Regions from separate parts of the Mus musculus genome. Here region 2 is linked to region 1. A link is a contact called in ENCODE POLR2A ChIA-PET data. All regions are on one chromosome and are shown on one strand. The core of a region is the stretch at or near the end of the contact, and the rest is flanking DNA. Distances in the headings are between cores, read along the strand shown.

Evidence for each region. ChIA-PET counts read pairs that join two places held with the same protein, here RNA polymerase II (POLR2A).
Region 2: POLR2A ChIA-PET joins it to region 1 with 10 read pairs in embryonic stem cell. The contact joins the enhancer-like site here to the promoter of Dynlrb1 in region 1. POLR2A ChIA-PET finds 5 or more read pairs at or near these places in 3 of 5 experiments (Patski and embryonic stem cell).

Annotation. Positions count from the first base shown.
Region 1 is chr2:155,235,196-155,237,895 of GRCm38, forward strand. It overlaps Dynlrb1 (dynein light chain roadblock-type 1), which reads left to right and starts at 1,338. Exons shown (of 4, transcript NM_025947.3): 1 at 1,338-1,422. The coding sequence starts at 1,420. It overlaps Gm52565 (a long non-coding RNA gene), which reads right to left and starts at 1,308. Exons shown (of 2, transcript XR_003954076.1): 1 at 1,213-1,308.
Region 2 is chr2:155,048,946-155,051,645 of GRCm38, forward strand. a (nonagouti) reads left to right here. Exons shown (of 4, transcript NM_015770.3): 4 at 1,683-2,067. The coding sequence ends at 1,853. Among named protein-coding and RNA genes, the nearest start is that of Gm39965, 4.7 kb to the left of the region's middle. Within about 2 kb of position 1,271, at least 1 of the 3 ENCODE cell types and tissues checked has a DNase peak (open chromatin) inside an H3K27ac peak, as active enhancers do.

The DNA of each region.
Region 1 (2,700 bases), core at 88-2,587:
AGATCCTCCTCAGCCCAGTACATCCTTTTGGAGAGAGTGCTGTTCAATGCCATGGAGCAGTGGTTCTCAACATGTGGGTGGGTCATGACCCCTTTGGGGTAGCATATCAGATATCCTGAATATCAGATATTTATATTACAACTCATAACAGTAACAAAATTAGTCATGAAGTAGCTACGAAATCATTGTATGGTTGGGGGTCACCACAACCTGAGGAACTGAATTAAAAGGTCAGAGTATGCCGGGCGTGGTGGCGCACGCCTTTAATCACAGCACTCCGGAGGCAGAGGCAGGTGGATTTCTGAGTTCGAGGCCAGCCTGGTCTACAAAGTGAGGTCCAGGACAGCCAGGGCTATACAGAGAAACCCTGTCTCGAAAAACAAAAATAAATAAATAAATAAATAAATAAAAATCAGAGTATTAGGAGGGTTGAAGACGATTGCCTTAGAGAATATCCCTCAATATGGGTTTAATTTTCTTAAGATTGGATTTTAGTGGCAAATGCCAGGGAGGTCATGTTCCCTTAGTCCATCATACTAGGTGCACAGGACATCAATACAGATACCGTTATCCTTGGTCTGATTTAGTGATGCCTGCTGCACTCTTAATGCAAACCTCACTGAGGAAAAGGTACTTGCCATGAAACTCTGGAAGCAGATCATCAGGCTTGGTGTCAGCAAGTCCCATTGCGGGAAGAAACGTTCGTGAAGAAAGTGGAGGTGCCAATCACACAGTGAGGCTATTGAAGTAAGCTATGCGACTTTCCTGCGACAAAGGTTCGTTACATGCCAGTGTTTTAAGCTAGGTTTTCTGCTAGAAACCCGGATATTTTTCATAGCCTGCAAGAGTACACAATGACCAGAGGACAAGACAGGTCTTTGGGAGAACTGGTCCTCTAAAGAGGTGAGAAACTGGCAGGGCAAAGAAGTAAAAAAAAAAAAAAAAAAAAAAAAGTTTCTTTCAAGAAACACAGGCATGCGGTGGAGCTCGCGACCCCACATCTTACACGCCCAGGACAGCCTTGACTAATTCATCCCAGAGCTTGTTCATGAGATGCCCAACCTCGGGGCTGCCCATGTCCTCAGCTCATTTAGGTTCCTGCTCTCTGCCTCAATCTGGGCCAAAGGGAATTAGTTCAGCAACAGTTGGCCTCAGCCCAGGGACCTGGATTGAATACTGAAAACACGCCAAGACATGACAACTCGTCCTCACCGATGGAGAGGAAATTCTCCACAGCAGCTTCCTTCTTTCCCAAAGGGTTGAGTCCTTGCTTCGTTGACTCCCGTCAGCCCGCCCATCACTGCTGGCTCCTGATAGGCTGCTCGATCTGTCCGTCTCCACAAAGGACTGTGCGCAGGCTCAGAAGGGCGGGGAACGCGGCTAAGTGTTGGCGATTCGGAGCTGCAGGATCCGTCCGAGATGGTGAGTGTCCACCCAAGGCGGCGGTAGCGGGCTGCGGCCACCCGGCGTGACCATCCCCCGGTAGGGGTTCTGGTCGTTGGGCGTCGCCCCGCGGGACCCGGGGATGCGGGCCTTTAGTCCCAGCCGAGGCGGAGCGACCGGAAGCTGGTCTGTGAGGGGTCGCCCCGGAGGCCCGCCCTCCGGCTCGAGTACAGTTTTGCTTTTTGGTCAGTGTTGGGAGACCCCGGCCGGGCTGCGACGTTTTCTGAAGTCCGGCATATGGCAGGCACCCTGGGCGTAAGCGCTTACGTGCATGGCCTTTCCTCCTCCGCTCTGGGAAGTAGGTACGGCCATTAGGGCCATCTTCACACTTGGAATCCTAAGGCAGCGATCCCCGGGATTCGAACTCTGCAGGCTTGACTGCTGCCTGTGGGTTCAGTTTGGCGTTGGGGTCAGGTACCGGCGAGGTCCACCCCACGGGGGTCAGGGTGGTGCTTTCAACCCTCACAAGTGTACAGAATTTATAAGGCCTTTTCCGTCGTTAAACCAAACCTCAGAATTTTATTTACAACGGATGCACGCTTGCAATTCCAGCTCTGGGAAGGCGAAGGCAAAAGCAAAAGGATTTGAAGTTGGAGGGCAGCTTAGGATATAAAACGCCCAAGCTATTTTTGTTTTTAAAGTTAAATATTTTATGTATATAAGTAGTGTTTTGCTTGTATGTATTGTTAAGTGTTCCTGCTGCTAAAGAAGGGTTTCGTGGGCACTCCACGGAAGCCCAGGAACCACACAGCTCTGAGGGGAGAAGGTGTCCCATGGAAGGGCATACTGAGACACGGGGCCAGGAAGCACACAACTCTGAGAGGAAGTCTCCTCAACAGCAGGGAGGGTATCCCCAGCTGAGCCGGGTAGTTCAGGAGTCTCATTGCAGGGACAAATCCAGGGTGTGGAGGGATGAATCCTGGGGTGGCTGTCTCTGCTCTGGGAAGTGGGCAGCAGGACACCAAACAAAGAAGAAGTCTTAAGTAGGATTTCTTAGGTGGCAGAGCTTCTCAGGGCAGAGATTTCCAGAGTGAGAATTGGTTGGGATTTGGGGGAGCTCTGGGATTGGTAGGTTTTCCTGTCCAGGCATTGGTGGGGTTTTTTTGCCCCCCTTTTCCTTCATCAGGACCATTGAGCTAGGATGGGAAGGCCTTCCCAACTGCAGGCAGCTGCCATCACTGTTGAGATGTTTGGGGAGGCCAGAGAGGACATGGTACCAGGGGTACCTCCTGATGGCTGAGGCAGCTCCAGTGAGGG
Region 2 (2,700 bases), core at 21-2,520, 190 kb before region 1:
ACCACCTAAGCAAATTGAGATGCTCTCACAAAATGAATATTGTTAAATGAGGGGATATAGTGGGGTACTAAAGCTTGCCTGTAACACACAAAGCCCTGGGTTCAATTCCCACTATGGCAAATAATTAATAATTAATAATAAATACCATGTTAAAGTCAGCTGGATGTTAATATGTGCTAGAGGCTCCTTAACCCTTTAATACAGTTCCTTATGTTGTGGTGACTCCAACCTTAAAATTATTTTAATTACTACTTCATAACTGTGATTTTGTTACTGTTATGAATTATAATGCAAATATCTGTGTTTTCCGGTGGTCTTAGGCAACCCCTGTGAAAGGGTTATTAGGACCCCGTAGGGGTTCTTGACCCACAAGTTGAAACAGGCTACTAAAACACACTTTGTTAAAAGGCAGTTAGAATGCCTTGAAAAAAGCAATTAAGGACATGCTAGGACCAAACAGAGCCTTCCAAACCGAAACAGACAGAAAAAAGAATGCTTTCTCGCTGACTGAGGACCATTTCATGTTTTTGTACCTATACCTAAAATCATACTACGATAATACAGGTTCCTACACTCTGATAAATAGCAGATTGAGGCATTGTTGAAATGCACATACTATTCCTGTGTAGTGTGGCTCAATTAATTGGATCAACTATAACCAAAGCAGGGAGCACTGAACAAAATACATATACATGCTAGGTGCTGGCAATACAGCAGTAAACAAGAGATTATAGCTGTGTGGAGCTTACGTCTGAGTGGGGAAACCAGCCTTCAAGTAAATCAATAAAGAAATCTAAAGTCTTATATGATACATACTGTAAAGGAATTAAAGCATGGGGAAAGCCTAGAGAAGTAGCATTAAACAAAAAAAATTAGTAATCTAGAGCAATGTCCAGTAGAAACACAGTATAAGCCATAAATGTATAATTTTGTATTTTCTAATAGCTGCCTTAAAAGACTAACAATATTTAAAACTCGGTATAAAGTATTACTATTTCAACATCTAAAAATTTTTTTAAAGTTACTTTTGTGCAGTCTTTAAAATCTGGTAAATAGCTGTCACTGCACACATCAATTCCAACGCTAAATGTGGACCTAGTATTTATGTTTAACAGGAAAATATATGTTTACGTTACACTTAAATAGAAAACTCGGTTCCTCAGCACACAGGACCTGACTACCAGTGCTAGAATGTCTCTAGGCTATGGGGTAGCTAGCCCAAAGGACAGATGCCAAACACAGGAGTCCTCCAGGGCCAAAAGGAAGTTTGTTTCTCCCTAGAGAAATCACTGGGAGCCCTTAAGCGGACGATGAGGTCATAGGAAGGGCCTTCTTTGGCCACTGGAGGATGTTAACTCTAGAGGACAGGGTGGCTAAGGGAAAGAAGACAGTGAGTGGCCTAACCCAGGGGCAATGGATAACACGGATGGTGACAGGCTTCAAACCGGAAGGTTGTTTAAAATTGGGGCTAAGTGGGGCCTAAGAAAAGGGCCAGGTCAGAGCTAGGTAAGCTTGAAGATGAAGGCGATGTGCAGGTTGGGGTGGAGGGCAAGGACCCACTGGGATGCCCTGTGTGCATGAAAAAAAAGGGGGGCAGAGGTCTCTGGTCCTGGACCTCCACAGTACATGAGCATCGCAGGATGGCGTAGCCCGTTCAGTAGTCCTCAACGTCTCTCCTACAGAAAAAGGCTTCGATGAAGAAGGTGGCAAGGCCCCCGCCACCTTCGCCCTGCGTGGCCACCCGCGACAGCTGCAAGCCACCCGCACCCGCCTGCTGCGACCCGTGCGCCTCCTGCCAGTGCCGTTTCTTCGGCAGCGCCTGCACCTGTCGAGTACTCAACCCCAACTGCTGACGCAGCTTCTTCGCTGCGCGCGCAGCTTCGGGAACGGGTGATTGGGCGGGGCTTCAGGGTCCCGCGCTTCTAGGCTGAGGGGCGGGTCTCTGTGGGTGGGGCTTGTGGGTGGGCGTGGTCAGTGGTTGTGACTTGTGGGCGCTTTCAAAAAACCGGTTTTCTAGGAAACCTAGTGGAAGCTAAAATCAGAATACAATAATATTTTTAGGCTGCCGAGGAAGTGTGACTATTTCTTTTAAAAGCCGAAAGCTTCCGGCCGCTTTCCATTATAGAGTCTGGTCCTTGCGGATACCCCGCAGTCTGCGCACGCGCCAGCCACTCTTGCCCATAGGGAAACTACATAGCGCCTACAGCTGCTCGCGTGGTTGCTGTTGCTGCATCTTAGGGATGGGCACAATGTTGGCAGTTCCTTCCAGTCTGCCAGTGTCTAGGCTGCCTCCAAACTAAGGGAAAGAAGCCATTAGGGAACCACCTTCCAGTCTTTTCACCCATTCTCTTAAGCGGGAGCACAAAAATCTTAAGATGTTCAGAATTCCATTAGCAGTCTCAGCCGGGTGGGCGAGGGGAGGCGGGACCGTGCATTTGCAATGGCTTTCTAAATCCAAAAGGATTTGGGTTGAGGATTCCAGAACTTTTAAGAGGCTCTCAATCAAAGTCACCACCCAAACCCACTCCTCTTTTAGTCACAAGGGCACACGGATGTTTGGACCTGAGAGTTTTTCTTACGCCAGGCAGTAGTCCCAGCCTTTTTTTTTTTAATTCTAAAAATCTTGAGCTTAGACTCCCAAAGACACAAAATTTTAGATAGCCTTCCTCAATCTTCACCCTAGTTCCGTTGACCAGTAAG